2 separate regions of the Homo sapiens genome follow, and region 1 is linked to region 2. The links are chromatin loops, found by intact Hi-C in ENCODE. Cell type or tissue: heart left ventricle. All regions are shown on one strand. Links, peaks and the distances in the headings refer to the core of each region. The heading gives the core; the rest is flanking DNA.

Region 1 (9,163 bases), core at 2,455-7,454, 61 kb after region 2:
CTTCTCAAAGAATCGCCTAATTCAGGGGTCTCAAAATGGCAGCCAGTGGCCATATATGGCCTTCTGAAGTCTTTAGACTCTGAGTGCATTGTGTTTTAAGAAATTCAAGCCAACATTTAGAGTTTGAGAGATTTCAAATAAAAGTCTGAATTTCCTGCTTGTTTTGCAAAAAATTAACAGATCAGGCAACACGGAGCCCTCATGGAGGAAGGGCAAGGGAGAGCCAGAGCTGAGGAGCAGGTGCCCCTTCAGATGAGGCGGGTCCCCTCAGATCCTCACAGTCCCCATCATTTCCTCACGCCTTGACACCAGGCCCACCTCACTCATTATCACAGGAACCTAGCCTCTGCAGGCATTGATTTTTGCAACCCACGTTTTACACCATTCTGCCCCATGCAGTTAACCTTCATTTCTAGGGACCAACCGTGTTTATGATTTGTTATCTAGAAATGACAATTAGCTGTGTTGACATTCGGCCAACCACTCAACAGAAATCACTCCCTTTAGGCTGCATATGTAAGCAGTTTATACACACACCAATTGAAGTGGAGATCTGGCAACCTTCCGGCATGTTACAGAATGTAGATATGCAGTCAGGATTTTTTTTTTTTTAACACCAAAGTGGATATATTTTGGAGGTCCTGACTCTCAAATAATCCAACGTGACATTCTAACTTAATCAAATTTACCTGGCAACTGCCCTGTTTCCATGGACCTGTGCTCCAACAGTGGAATTTAAGAGCCACATTAAATTTCCTAAGGAAACTTATGGGTGTAAAAACCAGTGCAGCCTAGGACTTGAGATAGCTCCACATTCAACCTTAAATGAGCCCATGAAGTAAACACACAAAATACAGGAAGAGAGAGGGGAAACCCAACAGCAGTAACACATCAAACATTATTTTTATATGCAAAACCTACCAAACCACCTACAATTAGTGAATACAGATCACTTTTCGGCTCTGAGATAGTCCATCACTGCATACAAATTAAGTTAAAACGTGTGCTTGAGACCTTGGAGTACATCGGCTCTTGATTCTCTGTCAGTACAAAATATTTTTCCTCTTTCAATGTAAACATTGAATCAGGAAGCCTGCAATGAAACTATATAGTACTATCCAATCTAAAAACATGTTTGGAAACCAAATTCTGGAAACAGATACATATTCCCATTTGTCCGTCCTCATAACTACAAAACACAAAGAATAACCTAAAGTTTTAAGTATTCTGATTATACTGGATTTTGCCACTATTAAACAGGTTACTATGAGAATAATTGCCCTAGACAGTTATACACAACTACGGAAGAGCCACCCATGGGAGGAGAATCAGCTGATTCTTTGTGTTCTACAATTTTTGTTTTGTTAAACAGTGAAATGTTTGTGGTCAATATTATTCTGGATTTCATTCCCCCAGAGAAAATGTACTATATACAAAACCCATTTTCTATTATTACTTTTTAGTAATGGAGTTAAAGATCTATTGTCTGGTGTGATTTGTAAACACTATCAAGCCGGGAAGGGAGCTCCTCAAAATCCAATGATCATTTTAAGGATACCTGTTATAAATTTTAAATAGTAAACACAGGTACCACCAGACCCAAGGTAGAAGTTGGTATTGGGGTACAGAAATGTTTCTATTTTCCTTTTCTTGTTGTACTCAGAGTCCACTATTTACTCCAGACTTCCCTATCTCTCTAATAAGTGCCAGATTTTTATTGACACATTTCTTCTGCTTTCTGCCACAGACACCAAAAACTCTGGAATGTGGGGATATCTTTTCCAGCTACCATCATCTCCACACATTTTCAGAGAGATCACTATTATCATTCTCCAGGGCTCTTGACTTTGTTTTTAAAACATAGTCCCATTACACACACAGTACATCTGTTTTCCTCTCAGAAGAGAAGCATTCTTGATTACTCTGCCTTTTCCCCTCAGAGAACTGTACTACACACAGATGACAGAAATCTTTTGATCAACAAGCTTCCAAAGAGATACAGATTTGTTCTCCACAATGAGCAAGGAAGCTGTATTCATTTTTTTTTCTTTATTACAAAAAAAAAGGAGAGATGTGTGTAGGGAATCCTAAAAAAAAAAAAAAAAAAAAAAAAAAAAACCAAACTGAGAGGACTGCCTTTAAAGAAAAGAGGAGAAAAACATTTACAAGATCACCCTAGGAACTTGCACAGAAATTGATTCCCCATATTTACGCACAAACTACCACAGTTTGAGCAGAGAGAACATTGGGCTTTTCCTCTTGGATGCTGTATCTTTTTTTTTTTTTTAATTTTAATTTCATGGAACTCTGAGCTATAGATTCACAGCAACACTAGGCATGCATTGTCACTACAGGGTTTTTCATCTCTCTGTAACTTTACAGACCAGCTCAAAGAATCCCTGGGCTAGAGGGAATTATTTGGATTCCTGTTTACAGCTGAAGAAACTGAAGAAGAGAAGCAGAGAGTTTCCCACTGAGATACAGAGAGAGTCTGTTTGAGGGAATCAGTCTTCAGGGTTTCAGAGTTCAAACACCCCCTCAGAGCACTGCAACAGGGGAACAGGCAGCTTCTAAATCTAGCATGAAATGCCAGATTTTGTTCTTCTCTCTATATAATGCCATAGAGCATATTTGCATGGACAGGAGCAGCAACAACAGAAAAACATGGTCAGAGGGTAGCTAGATCCAAAATAGACTTTATTATACATAACTGAATATGATATAAGAAATACAGTCATTCCCTCCTGCCATAAACATTAGTTAAACCCTTGGTGCCAGAATCATCTAAATCCTTCCATTTTATAGTGTACTTGATAGCAGCTTGTTCTCACCATCTAAAAAAGAAATCTTTTGGGTATAGCTCAGCTATAGACTAAATTCCTCTTGGAAGGTGAGGTTTTTAGTATAGACAGCAAAAACTTTTCGTTCACTACACTTTTTTTGGGGGGGGCATATAAGTTTACAAAAATTTCCAATTATAATATGACATCTTTATTTCATGTACAGAAAATTCCCATAATGATGATTTATTAATCCTACCAGAGACCACCAAGGGTAATAGAGAGTTAGTTGGATGGCTAGGATAACCTGCTTCTAGTCCTGGTAAGTAATAATAATAGTCATGGTATCTATAATCTAGTGAGCACTTTATACGCATTTTCTGAATTAATCCATACAACATTTCTTTGAGTTCAGTATTATTCTCTGTATTTTACAGATGAGAAAATTTAAGATTGGAGGGGCAAAGAAGCTAACTCGTGATTACATTTAGTGCCAGTGTGGTTAACAAGTAGTATTCTGGAATCAGGGAGACTTGGGAATCTGAAAACATTTACCTACCCATTGTGAGTGACCAATCATCCTGACTTGCTCAGGACTCAGGAGTTTCCTGGGAGGGGAGAATTTCAGTGCAAATTAGGATGGGTAGTCACTCTAGGAGTAGTGCAACCTCAGAAAAGTACCTCCACTGTCTGGACCAAGAGGAATTTGGACCAGAATGACGGCTAAGATTCTGTGGAGAGCGCTGAAGTCTGGTTTTGCTCTATAGAAAATGACACAGGGTCATCTAATAATAACTTAAGGACTCTGTAGTATCATTTTTGCTCTTCCCTTTTTTTTTTTTTTTTTAAGATAGAGTTTTGCTCTGTCACCCAGGCTGGAGTGCAATGGCGCGGTCTCGGCTCACTGCAACCTCCGCCTCCTGGGTTCAAGCGATTCTCCTGCTTCAGCCTCCCGAGTAGCTGGGATTACAGGCACCTGCCACCATGCCCGGCTAATTTTTGTATTTTTAGTAGAGACGGGGTTTCACCATTTTGGCCAGGCTGGTCTCGAACTCCTGACCTCAGGTGATCTACCTGCCTTGGCCTCCCAAAGTGCTGAGATTACAGGCTACAGGTTACCGCGCCCAGCCTGCTCTTCCTTTTTTATGACAGCACAGTTGTAACAGAGTGAGCCTGTTTATTCTGGCAAGTACCTCTGACTGAATCTACACAGAATCAGAACTCGTACAGCACAGCTGTCTAGGAAACAAGCCTGAGCGTGACAACCCCCATGTCCATCTGCCTCAACATGCTAATGGGCGCTTCACACTGATCACATGCACTCAGTCCCCCTCGGCCTGTTCCCCCATCAAAATGGGGATAACAAATAACAGCATCCCCCAAGTTCATGGGACTCAAGTGAGACCAAAGATATGAAAGTGCTTCTGTAAACTGCAGAGAAATATTTTTTTTAAGTTTTTTTCTTATGATTATATTTTGTCTTCAAAACAACACTGGGACGCAAGCAGAGCCTGCATTTCTAGGCCCATTTTCTAGATGAGGAGGTGAAGGTTTAGGGAGCTGAAGAGATGGGCTTGAAGTCACACAGCTATTAAAGAAAAGTCCATTTGTCCTTTTATGTACTCATTTACTCCTTCATTCATTCAACATATAGGTTTTGAGCACGTACCATGTATCAAACGCTTGTGCCAACTACTGGGGATACAATGGGTGAGCAAAAGCGCAGTCCTTGCTTTGAGAAACTAGCAGTCTAAAGGTCAGAATGGGACCAGATGTGACAGAGATGGCTGGGTGCCCCCCAAAATCTGCTCTTTCTTTCTTCCATCCATGGTAATAGTTTCTGACTGGAATGTGGCTGCCCAGACCTCTTTGCATCTAGTGTGGCCTTGTGACCACGTTCTGTCCAAGTGAGGTTGGCCTCTTCCACTGCCTTCTAAAACTCCCCACTTCCTGGTAGCTGTCATAGCATGACCAGGGCTGCCTGCTCAATGCAGTTAGCAGTCTTGGAAGTCACTCATTGAAGTGGCCAAGCTACCATTAGCCTAGTTCTCTGAATAACTATGGAGTGGAACCACTTGCTGGCCTCAAACACTCACTGCAGAGTGTTACATGCGAAACAGCATCAATATTCTTTAAGTCATTCTTCATTGCAGTCTCTTTGCAAAAGCAGCTACTGTTAACTCAACTAACACAAATTATACTGTTGTGGAGACAGAACATTACTCATGCAACCAACCAAAAGTTAGTTAGAAAAACCTTTGCTGCTCAATGTGAAGAATGAAGGTACCATCTACACTGCCTGGATTAGTTTCCTATTGCTGCTGTAACAAATTTGGTGGCTTACAACAGCACCAATCTATTATTTCACAGTTCTGGAGGTCCAAAGTCTAAAATGGGTCATCAGAGCTGTGTTCCTTCTGGAGGAGCTGTCTCTTACTCTGATCTCTGCTTTCATTGTCACATCCTCTTCTCTGACTCTGACACTCCTGCCTCCCTCTTATAAAGATTCTTGTGATGACATTAGGGTCACCTACTGGATAATCTCCCATCCCAACATCCTTAATTTAATCACATCTGCAAAGTCCCTTTTGCCACATAAAGTAGCATACGTATAGATTTCAGGGATAAGAATGTAGACATCCTTGGGGGGTCATTATTATAACTACCTGATATGGTTTGGCTGTGTCCTCATCCAAATCTCATCTTGAATTGTAGTCCCCATAATTCCCACGTGTTGTGGGAGGGACCTGATGGGAGGTAATTGAATCATGGGGGCAGTTACCCCAATGCTGTTCTCATGATAGCGAATGAGTTCTCACGAGATCTGATGTTTTTATAAGGGATCTTTCCCCCTTTGCTTGGCACTTCTCTCTCCTGCTGCCCTGTGAAGAATGATGTGTTTACTTCCAGTTCCGCTATGATTGTACGTTTCCTGAGGCCTTCCCAGCCATGCAGAACTGTGAGTCAATTAAACATCTTTCCTTTATAAATTACCCAGTCTCGGGCAGTTCTTTCTAGCAGTGTGACAATGGACTAATACACTACCAGAGTGCCCATGAACCCCATGGTACTGACTTTCTTCAGTGCTTCTGGCCTGTACTAGTTACACACTTCATTTTTCATGGATCTAGAGAAATAGTGTGGGGACCAACAAAGTTCCAGTGGACAGACTGTATGATGCACTAATAATAACCATCTCTAAATGCTGGGTAATTAATGAGTAGCTGAGTCTTTCTTTCTTTAATAAAATAATAATTTTTTAAAACTTCTGTCATGTAGAGTGTATGTGACAGCATTTTGCTTTGTTCTTTATATACATTATTTCATTTCATTCTTACCAACATCTTATGACTCCCTTTTTGCAAATGAGACAACAGAGGATATATAATTCTAATATTGCACAGCAGGGAAAGAATTTGGCACCAGGCTGCTTTACCCCAAAGCTTGTGCTCCTAAAATCCATATTCTACTGAATTCTGGACCCATTCTTCCTTTTCTATTTTCACTTCCACTCCCTAATTCAGACACCCTCACATTCCTGCCAGAATTACTGTAATCTCCTCCTCACGATTTTGTTTCTCTCTCCCTTCCTCTGTCCATACTCTGCACTGACACCTGACTACACTTCCTCCCTAGCCGTCACCATGGCTCTCGCAATCAGAACCCTTAGCAGTTCACCACTGCATCCTGAACTCCTCCTGGCCTCAAAGGCCTCCACCAACCTGGCTCCACCCCGCCCCATGTTAACATAGTGCATCAGTCGCACAAGGCCTTTGGCCACCCTCTGGTACATACTTAGAGTATTTGTGTCTCTGCTTATATGCCCATGCCATATCCTCCACCTGGGATGCCCTCTCTGACAACAGAAATACTGACAGTCATTCAAGGCCCACCTCAAATTCCATCCATCCCCTCTGGAAAGTTGCCCTGACTACTCTAGTAGTAATACAGTATCTTCCCAGAACTCCCAGGGTGCTATTATTCATTTATGCAGGCATATATTAACACTTAAGAAATATTTACTTAATACCTACTATATCCAAGGTACAGTTTTAGAAACTGATGATACAGAGATCAAACACATTTACACTCACACACAGTCCATCTCTCAGAGAGCCCAAACTTTGTTTATGTCATTTCTGAAACGTGTCCTGTGCTGCCTCTTCTCAGAGTGCATATACACAGTTCCCCAGCCCACCAGCACAGAGCCCAGGGAGACTATGTCTCCCTCCACATGCTTGTCTCACACAGCACTTAACCTAGTATAGACTGTTGAAGGGAGAATTTTATATTCAAGGTTGTGAATCTCTTCTTATTTTGGCCACAATTCCAGATGTTTCCTAGCCATCAGGAAACAGGAAACTTGTTCTATGCATCAAAGTTGGAGATGGAAATTTAGAAGAATAAGGCATGAGAATCACTCAGACTGGTGGATAATATGAGCAAATTAGTTAAAATATTTAGATGAGAAAAAAGGACACTAATCCCTTATGGTGTTCAATTATCTAATCTTCTAGATAGGCAAAGTTGTTCATACCTTCTGTAATTCATAGAGGTATTTTGAAGATCAAATGAAGCATGGATGGGAAGGGCCTTGATGAGAAGGGCCTTTCAAAAGCAGACAAAGGAGCTGGGTATGGTGGCTCATGTTTGTGATGCCAGTTCTTTGGGAGGCTGAGGCACGAAGATCCCTAGAGATCAGGAGTTCAAGACCAGCCTGGGCAACATAGTGAGACCCCCATCCCCACACAAAAAATTTAAAAATTAGCTGGGCGTAGTGGCACACACCTGTAATCCCAGCTACTCAGGAGGCTGAGGTGGGGGAATCACTTGAGCCTGGGAGATCAAGACTGAAGAGAGCTGTGATTGTGCCACTACATTCCAGCCCAGGCAACAGAGTGAGACTGTGTCTCAAAATAAATAAAAACAAAAGCAGCCAAAGGACTCTACAAATTGAAGTGCTAGGTGTACTCATGATCATGAATATAAATGACAGAAGTATATTTCATCTAGTCCAAATGGGAAAATGAGGAGCCAGACAGAGTTAGTAACTTGCCCAAAAGCACATGGTCAGGAAGCAAAATGAAAACTTAAATCCCTTGACATTCAGTCCAGTGCTCATGAATCATAGGGATTGCCTTACTTTGGGGTTCCACAGAAGTGGACTCCAAGGCAAAGATTCAAATGCAAGTGGCTTATTTGAGAAGTTATTCCACGGAACACTGGTTGAGCAGCAGAAGTGAGACAGGCAAGAGAAGAAAACAATGAAACAAGTTTCCACCAACTGGAGCTTCATCCTGCTGAGAACTCTGAGAAACAGCATAGAGCATGCACCCCAGAGTTATCCCATGAGGGGCAAGAGGGCCAGGGCATTTATCCCATCAGGCATTCCATGTCAGTTGCCGGGGGAAGTGATTATTCCCTGGTCACTTCCAGTATGCAAGTAGGTGGGCTCCAATGACCAGAGAATCCCGTAGGCAAAGATTCACAGGATTTGGCAATTGAGGCTGGTTCAGCACACCCAGCAGAGGTGCAAGTAGGGGGACACTGCCGGATACTGACAGCATCTCCTCTGCCAAAGGATGCTCAGGATGAGTTAAGGAAGCTGGGTCCTTGGTTGAATCGCCTCTAATAGAAAGCTCTTCCCGACACCAACTTCCTGTTTTCCTACCATGGATCAAGTTTCTCTGGGATCAAAAATGAATAAATCTATTTTCCTGGACCTAACAGTCCTTCATATATTTTTTTGGATAGCTATTGTTATTCTTGGTTTCCATAGCTGCCCTCTCATGACATGGTTTTTAGATGTTTTTCTATCCTAGTAGTGGGAAGGACATGCATTTAGGAGTCAGCCCTTTCACTTTCAGTGGGAGCGATCTTAGGCAAGTTTCTTCCAAAAAAAAAAAGAAAAAACTCTTTTTTTTTAGAATAATAAAAAACATTTCAGCATTGATGTGAAGATTAACCGAGACCATATAGGTAAAACCCTAGCTCGGTGTCTACTACATGATGGAAAGCCTCACAAAGGTGAATTCTTTCCAGTGCTGAGTCCGAGGCCTCTGGTTATGCTCCAGCTTGTCCATACAATGTGAAAATAAGACGTTCAGAAAGAAGCCTTTCTATGCATCTGTCTTAAGTACAGAATACAGAGTGACTATACCATTCCTCATTTTGAGGGCTTTAAAACACTTGCTTGAGTTCCTCAGCCAGTTTGTGAAAGGGTCAGGACTAGAAAGTAATGCTTTATTTATTTATTTATTTATTTATTTATTTATTTATTTATTGAGACAGTCTTGCTGTGTCGCCCAGGCTGGAATGCAGTGGCACGATCTCGGCTCACTGCAACCTCCATCTCCCAGGTTCAAGCGATTCTCCAGCCTCAG
Region 2 (9,163 bases), core at 1,765-6,764:
ATTTCAACCAACAGGTATTTTTCTTCTCTCTACTGCCTTTCTCTAGCAATTCCTATCTATGCCATGTCCTCAGTTTTCAGCAGCATCCTCTTCATGGGCTCCTGAGGAATATTACATTTTCTAATGGAAAGAACTCTATCCATACCTTTTTTCCATCTCCCTCACAATAATAACTGCTGCAGGGATGCCAAGAGTTTAAGAAGCTTATGTGACTTGCTCAAGATCACACTCAACAAGGAAGCAGGTTCAAGCATAAACACATCAAAAAGCACCCATTCTTTTTCAAGTTTCATCCCTTACAAAAGGTATGCACCTGCCCTCATAAGTCAGTGCCTGCAGAAACCATCTTCTTCCCCAGGAAGAAAAGATGTCACTTGTATAGGTCTAAGGAGGCCATAGATGATCCTACCATGAAAAGAAAACAACATTAACCAACTGATAAACCAAAGGTAAGTGTTTGGATTTTCTTCTAAGCTGGAGAAGAAGATGTGAATCAGTCATGAGAAATTCCGAAAGCCACAGAAACTTTCTATGACACTCTGGGGAGAGCAGAACATCTCCCCACCCCCTGGAAACTGTCTGACAAGGATCCTCAGAGGAATGAGGTCTAGTCCCAGAGAATCTTTACAAGGTTCTGGTAGCCTTCAATTTCCAGGGCTTTAGCAATTTTTCCTTATTAGTAGTAACCTTCTAGGGCCTCCCACTGAGACCCTGGAACAAAAATATAGGGAAGCATAATTTGAAATGCAGAGAAATCACACCATAGTCTCTACACACCAGTCTCAAATCCCAGCTCAGAAATCAACCTCTCTAGGCTGTTTGCTCATCTGTAAATTAGGAATGTTGAAATGATCAATGAGATAAGGTTACTAAGCAGTCAGCATCATGCCTGGTGCATAGAAGACAGTAATAATAGGTTATACCTTATGTATTCACCATCAGCCTCATTATAATTATTTCTGTCAGATCCTTTAAACAACAGACCTAGGGGAGGGGAAAAATGCCCATTTTGGGCTCTACCTAAACATAAGAACAATTTTCTCTTTTTCCTAAAAAAAAGATTGTTCTAAGCACTGTACTTTCCCTCTGGTTTTGTGAATTACTTCCCATCAGGCCATTGCCATCAATCAAAGGAACAGAAGGGCAGAGAGAAAAGATGTTCTAACAAATATAAATAGATCTTAGAGGTTAGATGGAGAAACAAGTGATAAAGTAAATAGAATAAAACAGCAATAGTAGAATGTAGGTGGTGTTCAACTTTTCAATCTGTCTGACATTTTTCATGATACAATATTTGTAGGAAAAAAATACATTTCTATGCTCATTCTACCAAAGAGCCAACACTGAAGGGCCTCTGCGAAAGAAAAACAGAGCTAATCTGGTAAGAAGCCCCTAGAAATAATTTCCCAAGATTCATGTTAGGCAAATTTTCAAGCTTTTTTGAAAACTCAGATCCTTTCCTTCCCCAGGCCCTTATTAGGGTATATGAGAAGAGTAAGAATCTTTCCAAGGAACAGAACTGGGTTCTAACCCCAGCTCAGATACTCACTGGCTACAGATACTTTAATCTTTTTGCATCTCAGTATTCTCATCCTCAAAACAGCAATAATAATACGTATCTCACAGGGTTACTGTAAAGGCTGAATATGCATATGTAAAGTGCCTCACTGATAACAGAGCCTCTGTAAATGCCCACCATTATAACATTTCAGTTACTACAGTGGGTTCCGTAGAGACACTCTGCATTTCTCTATGGGCTTCAGAGGTGGGCTTCTCCCATGAGCCGTACTGCCAAGAGGGAGGAATGCAGAAGAAGCACGAGGCTTAAACCAGGGTATCCCACAAACCAGCCAGCCCTGGCCTCCAAAACTCTCCCAGAGTCTAGAGCAAAATAACCCAAACAAATGAAATTGAGACAAGAAATCGGAATTCTGCCCTCCCTTTAACCCTTCTCGAGTGAGTCCCAGTAACTGCACTTTGATTTTGATTAGAAAGCTCGTTGTGCTTCCCTGCACCCTTGCAGCCCCCAAAGCCCCATCCTAAACAGGGATGGCCTCTTATTAAAGACAATCGTGCTTTAATCTATGTACCAGAGCATGCTAATGATACTGTACTGAGTTTTGGTCTTCTGCCAAAGAGCAAACAGTGCCAACATTTTGTAGACTTCCAACAGGAAATTAAATAACTGCCCTGCTGGAAATATGAACCAATTTATGGTGGTCAAACTTGAATCTTCCAAAACACTGGCATGGTTTATGCACATCAAGCACAAACGTTTGAGGAAGGAGATGAGGAAAATTTTAAGTTAAAGCTCAACAAAGTCTTCAAGAGAGGCTTTGAAAATAGTCCTTTCTCTCCCTCTGCCCCGGCTATACCCTTCTTGTAGATAAGAGACCACGGGGCGTTGACATCATGCTGCCCTGGGAAATATTAACTGCTGAAACCTCAGGCAGGGCAGCATTACAGCCACAAATTCAAAAGCACAAGCAGGCAGGAAATGCAAAACTCCAGTTCCCTCCCAGAAGACACATTCCACATTCTACCCACTGTGTTATAAAATACATATTTAGAAGGCATCCTATAACATTAAAGCTTTCCTCTTAAATATACAGAGAAGGGTAATGCTTTGAAAACTTTCTCTTAGAGCTTTCTCTTTGTTAAGCGCAGTGAGGTCAGGAACGATGCCTATCTTTCCCCTCTGTTGTAGTCCAGTGCCCAGCACAGTGCCTGGCACACAGTAAGCACTCAATAAAGAGAGCTCCTTCTATTGTCATTATCACCACCATTTGCTCTGCAAGGTACTATGCAGGGTGCAAGGGGTTTTTCTTACATGAGCACACGCAATCCTTACAAAAAGCCCATAAAACAGGTGCTCTTATTCTCATCTTACAAATGAAGACATGGCTGCTCAAGGAGGCTTCACAAGGTTGGTAAGACAAAGGCAGCACTTGAGCCCGTCTCTTCTCCCTCAACAACCTCAAGGTGTGTACCATTAGCCCATATACTGCAGACAAAGAAACCGAGGCTAAAGAAACCCATGCTGGTGAAACTCATTAAATCACTCTATTAGTCCATTTTCATGCTGCTGATAAAGACACACCCGAGACTGGGAAGAAAAAGAGGTTTAATGGACTTACAATGCCAAATGGCTGGGGAGGCCTCACAATTATGGCAGAAGGCAAAGAGGAGCAAGTCACATCTTACATGGATGGCAGCAGGCAAAGAGAGAAAGAGCTTGTGCAGGGAAACTCCCATTTTTAAAACCATCACGTTTCATGAGACTTACTCACTGTCATGAGAACAGCATGGGAAAGACCTGCTCCTATGATTCAATTATCTCCCACTGGGTCTCTCCCACAACACGTGGGAGTTATGGGAGCTACTACATGAGATTTGGGTGGGGACACAGAGCCAAACCATATCAATCACTCTCCTCAGACCACAACTCCTGAATCCAGTTGAAGGCCCACTCTCCTTCAAGGGGCTAGTAACACATTTCTCTAGTGATGGAACTGGTTTAAATGACTACATGAGCTAAAGGGTGGGAAGACTGTCTAGCGGCCACCAGTGGGCACACAGCAAATGTTTGGTTGCTGTTAAAATAATGAATAAAGTGCAGCCTGTGGCCAGCTTCCAAAAGGGACTGTCACTGTGTGTTCTGCATGATTCCAAGAAGGGTCATCATCACTCTCCTTGGGTCCTAGTCACAGATGTGGCAGCCCCTACTACCCCAGGCAGGTGACTGCAATGCATTTCCCCAATCCCCAGAGGGTCCAGCTGAGGAAGTCCCAGGAAGTTTTCCAAGTGGGCAGGTCCCCCACCCCAGGACTGTGTCAGTAGGTCCTGGGCAGGACCTGGGTATGTGTAATTCATGGCGGTTCCCCACATGATTCCATACTCACCCCTGAACAAGAACCACTGGGATGGGGTCTCTCAAATTCACCCACACAATTAGAAAAGCTCCCACAGATCCATCATCACCACAGGAGATAGCCCTGAAATCACCTTGCCAACTGATAGAGTAAGTTCATAAAAGGAGTTGTTTTGAAAGGTTAAAGCATTTCACCACTGAAGGGTGGTATTAATGTTATTATTGGTTTTATCTTCATACACAAGCAAGTATATTATTAGACCCAAACATTCTTATGGTTTCCTTTCATGAGTACTCAAAAAAAAAAAAAAAAGAAAAAGAAAAGAAAAGAAAAGAAAAAGAAAAAAAAAATCCAGTCCTGGATATATAAGGGCAGGCATTCTTTCCTTAATACAAAATTATAGTCCACCACCCAGAAACAAAAAGACAACCAAACTTCAAAAACAACAGAATTGCTTATCCAAAAATGTATATTTGAAGACTTAATGCTCTCAGATTAGCATAATTACTGGTATCCCTCTGGTTCTGCTTCTCTCCATATCCAAAAAGTCTTCATTGCTCGGAGACTCTCACCAACATTAATTAAAGAAATGGGCAAAACTATAGAATGACCTGGGGGAACTAGGGCTGTTGAGGGAGGGTCAGGTAGCCTCAGGCTAGCCAAAAGACCAACCACAAATCATAGTGCATTTGCAAAAACAAACAGAGGCAGTAATAATACCCCAGTGCCCTTTTTTCCAAAGAGATCAAAGCTAATAGGCAAAAAGTGAAGGCAATTCAGTGAAAGGAAAAAGGCTGGCAGGACAGAACTGGGCAAAGCAGATTCAAACTCCTAGCGGAATAGGAGGGAATTGAGGGGAATAGAGACACTCCACCAGAAGTACTAAGAGGCTATGAAAAGCACTGGCCACTGTCCTGGTCCCTTAGGCCAGGGTCTCCTACTGGTCCATGGCCTGTTAGGAACCTGGCTGCACAGCAGGAGGAGAGCTGTGGGCAAGTGAGCGAAGCTTCATCTGTATTTACAGCTGCTCCCCCTCACTTGCATTACCGCCTGAGCTCCACCTCCTGTCAGATCAGTGGTGGCATTAGATTCTCATAGGAGCGAACCCTGTTGTGAACTGCATATGCGAGGTATCTAAGTTGCGTGCTCCTTATGAGAGTCTAATGCCTGATGATCTGGCACTGTCTCCCATCACCCCCAGATGGGACCATCTAGTTGCAGGAAAACAAGCTCAGGGCTCCCACTGATTCTACATTATTGTGAGTTATATAATTATTTCATTATATATTACAATATAATAATAACAGAAATAAAGTGCACAATAAATGTAATGTGCTTGAATCATCTCCAAACCACCACCCCCACCCCATCGGTGGAAGAACTATCTTCCACAAAACTGGTCCCTGGTGCTAAAAAGGTTGGGGACCACTGCCTTAGGCAGCCTGAATAGCTGCATTAAAAGAGGTGCCTGAAATGATATGCAACAAATCAAGAAAGGAGTATGTGCAAGAACTGTGGAAGCTGTTTTAAGGAGTTGCTCCAGTCTGAGATTTTGATGAACGACTTTGCTTTTCTGGTTGCCAGAGGGCGCAGAAGGTGCCCAGAGAGAGTTCCAGGCCAACTTCTTCCACGGAAACAAAAGCAGAAGGGCATTTCTGACCCTGACCTGACTCAAACAGGCCCCAGAGCAGCTGCCTGACTCCCAAAAGCTAAAATGTACACAGAAACTATTTGGATGTTGCTACCTCAGTAATCCAAAACAGCATGCAAAATAATAGGTCAGATGTAAAACACAAAGGAGATAAACAATGAATTGGCAACAGAAGAAGCAGATAGGGGAAAAAATTCTGAGTCAGAGCCACATGGACTGTGAAAGTTTCACTGAAAAGCTAAGCATGTGAGCTTTCACCAACCCACAGACTAGCAATTAAGTAGGAAGAAAAAATAGCTCATGACCTTATGTGACTATATCTTCCAGAGTGAAAGAAACAAATATGACTTCTATCTAAAGCAATAAATATGCTTTTCTTTGTCTTTGTTGGACATTTCCACCCTCAATATAAATGTGGGTCTCAATCAATGCCCTTAGACAGAGAGAAGTCCATCTGATCATCGTGCTAGTTTTCAATGGGCCATTCACTCAGCTGCAAAGCTTTAGGGGCCACAAAATAATTTGGGGGCCACAGCATAATTCCACAAATGTTCATTGAGCATCTACTCAGTTCCAGCCCTGTGCTAGGTAGGTACCATAAGGGGTACAAAGAAGTGGGCAGGGTACCAGTGCTCTTCTAGTGCTTATGCTATAATAGGTAAGGGCACACATTCACATAAAACCAAGTATACTGGAAGGCAATATGTGTGAAATGCTAGAAGGTACTAATTCATTCATTCAATCAATATTTATTGAATGTCTGCTATGTGCTAGGTACCCAGTTCCAAGTGATGTGCGGAATTGGCAGAAGGTTTCTGGGAGAAGGCAGCATTTGAATGTGTATTACCACTACGTACACCATTGCTAAACAAATGAAAATTCTACAAATCCCTAAAACTTACCTATTTTGTTTTTCCCAAAGAAAACATGCTCCCCCATTTAGTTTTTTCCATGAAGCACACTGAGCTGAACCTTAAGGAAGAGAATTTTTTAAAGTGCACTTCTAATGATGAGTAACTTCACAGTTTTCTAAATCACATAAATGGTTTAAAAGATTTGATAACCAACTTTTTTTTTTTTTGCCATTTGTTTCTATCTTGAAGACCCCTCTCCAAAATTGATATCTGTCTCTTTTATTTAAAAAAGTGGTGGGAAGCACCTAACAGCACTCAGAAGCAATGGGGCATGATGGGAAGCCTTTAGAACCAGACACCCTGGAGTTGGACCCTGTGCTCAATGCCTTACCAGCTCTGTGACCTCAGCAAGTAACTCAGCCTCTCTGGACTCAGCTCTGTCATCTATAAACTAGGATCAATAATTCCTCCCTCACAGTGGGTGGCGGTGAGGACTAAAAGAGGTAATAAAAATAAAGCTCTTAATAAAGTGCTCAACACATACAAAGCTTCATAGATGGTAGTTATATTTTTAATAGCATTTTAAACACCCAAAGTTATATTATGGGAAATAATCCTCCTAAGTACTGCCTGTTTCATAGGTAGCACTGTTCTTATTTTATTTAAAGGGAAAATGGAACCTGAAGTGTGTCATTAAAAGTCTGCTGTCAAATTACATATCCAACAAATTCCAATTTCCTGACCATTCATTCATTCATCCATTCATTCATTCATTCATTCAGTCAAAACTTACTGACTACCTTCAATGTCCCCAGCCCTCCTAGAGTTTATGATCTAGGACAGGTTAGTTAGCAAAATTCTTCTGTAAAGGGCTAGCTAGTAAATATTTTCACCTTTGCAGCCCACATGGTCTCTGTTACAACCACTCAACTCTGACATGGTAGCATGGAAGCAATCACAGATGATATGTAAATGCATGTGGGTGAATGTGTTCCAACAAAACTTTATTTATAAAAACAGGCCTCAGGCCAAATTTGGCCTGCAGGCCTTGGTTAGCGAACTCCAGCACTTTGGGAAGCTGAGGCGGACAGATCACTAGGTCAGGAGTTCGAGACCAGCCTGGCCAACGTGGTGAAATCCTGTCTCTACTAAAGATACAAAAAATTAGCCAGGCGTGGCGGCACACACCTATAATCCCAACTACTGGAGAGGCTGAGGCAGGAGAATTGCTTGAACCCGGGAGGTGGCGGTTGCAGTGAGCTGAGATCACACCATTGCACTGCAGCCTGGGAGACAGGGCGAGACTCTGTCTCAAAAAAAAAAAAAAAAAACACCTCTGGTTTTATTTCCCGAAAGCCTTCTTTAGCTTATTGGACTTGATCCCAACCTGGACCTAAGGACATAGAGCCCAAAGTGAGGCAGCTCTTCTCACACCCACTGCCTGAGCCACCCAGACCTTTCTAAATCATATGCACTCACTGAGTATACAGGGAAAACTCAAAACAGGCCAGAAAGGGGAGTGGAACCTTAGCTTATCAATGTCATAAGAAACACTGAGTCTCTGAATGTTTTTACCTCACAGATGAGGAGACAGAAAGAAGTACCATTCTATGTTCACCAGGGAACTAGCAGAACCTTACTTACTTCCAGCTAACCACACCTCCAGTCCCAAAGGCCAGGGTCCTTCCTGCTACATCTCAGTGTAGGAAGGAGGGGAAAAAAAAGATGGAGTGAGGGGTTTCCCTATAAGGTCTACTAAAATCAGCTGCCCACAGAAGCTTGCAACATTTTGGCACAAGGGCAGGCTAGTAGTCTCTCCTTGGCCACATGGGGTTTGTGACAACTCACTCCCCTGACAAAACACAAAATTTTGATCTCAAAAGTAACCTAAACAGCTGGACCAATTTCTCATAATCAGCTGCCTATGTGACAATTTTAGGGGCACTGATCATTAACTCCTCTCCAATCAGGGGCTGTCCAGCACAGGCATCTCAGCTCCTGGACGCTCCGAGTCTGAGCTTTTCAGGCACTGGTCCAAACTGTGTGAAAAATGTTTCTTTCTCTGTGTGTGCAGCCCACTTTAAAGGAAAGGGTGCTCAGAGCACACAATTATAAACAGATGAGTATGAACTTAACATTTTGCCACTCTCCTTATTCCACATTCACCCAAGTTAAAGCAAATTATATATTAACCTCAATCCCACAGTTTTCTACAGTCGGTTGGGTCTGTATCCTCTCACTACTTCCTGTCTCTCTTAGGGTCAGTTTCTAGGCAAAATTCAGGTCTTTGATGTCCTTGCAGAACCTGGGGGAGACCAGATAGTACATGTGAGTTCCTGGGGTCCACATTCAGGAGTTCTGGCCTTTTTGACAAGCATGTCTTTCTTTACCGTTTGTAGTTACTTTCCTACAGAGAAGTTATTTACTTCTTAAAAGATTAAGTTTAGATTTGTAGACTAGCAAGCATATCAGGCCATTTGCAATCCAGTATTATTTCCCAAAATAGCCTCCATGGGCCTCCCAAAACCCGTGTTCCAGCTAAATGAGACATCCCCTAGAGGCATCATGTTTCACACCTCCATGCCTTTGCATACGTGGATACCTCCATCTGGTCTGCCCTTTCCTCCCTTCTTCCTGGCAATCACCTTCAAGATCCTTCAGTATCCAGCTCAAATATAATCTTTTCTGTGAAGGCTTCTCTAATGTCCTCTGGACAGTTCATCTGTTCCTCTTCTCCAAAACCACAAGCCTTTACACCACTTATGGCATTACATTACATTATTTAG

The links. Hi-C counts contacts between places; a loop is a spot of excess contacts. Peaks named below come from ENCODE experiments on the same cell type or tissue, not always from the same donor. Only the 100,000 strongest peaks of a DNase experiment are listed, where the experiment ranks them.
Region 1: it touches region 2 in a loop (3-fold over the local background); 1 of 110 quality-filtered maps calls a loop at or near these places.

The regions. Positions count from the first base shown.
Region 1 is chr1:63,750,305-63,759,467 of GRCh38, reverse strand. No RefSeq gene overlaps it. Among named protein-coding and RNA genes, the nearest start is that of ROR1, 19 kb to the left of the region's middle. In heart left ventricle, for the core only: no CTCF peak of the experiment used is centred there; no DNase peak of the experiment used is centred there.
Region 2 is chr1:63,810,506-63,819,668 of GRCh38, reverse strand. All of the region lies in intron 1 of ROR1 (receptor tyrosine kinase like orphan receptor 1), which reads right to left. Among named protein-coding and RNA genes, the nearest start is that of ROR1, 41 kb to the right of the region's middle. In heart left ventricle, for the core only: no CTCF peak of the experiment used is centred there; no DNase peak of the experiment used is centred there; H3K27ac peaks cover 724 bases.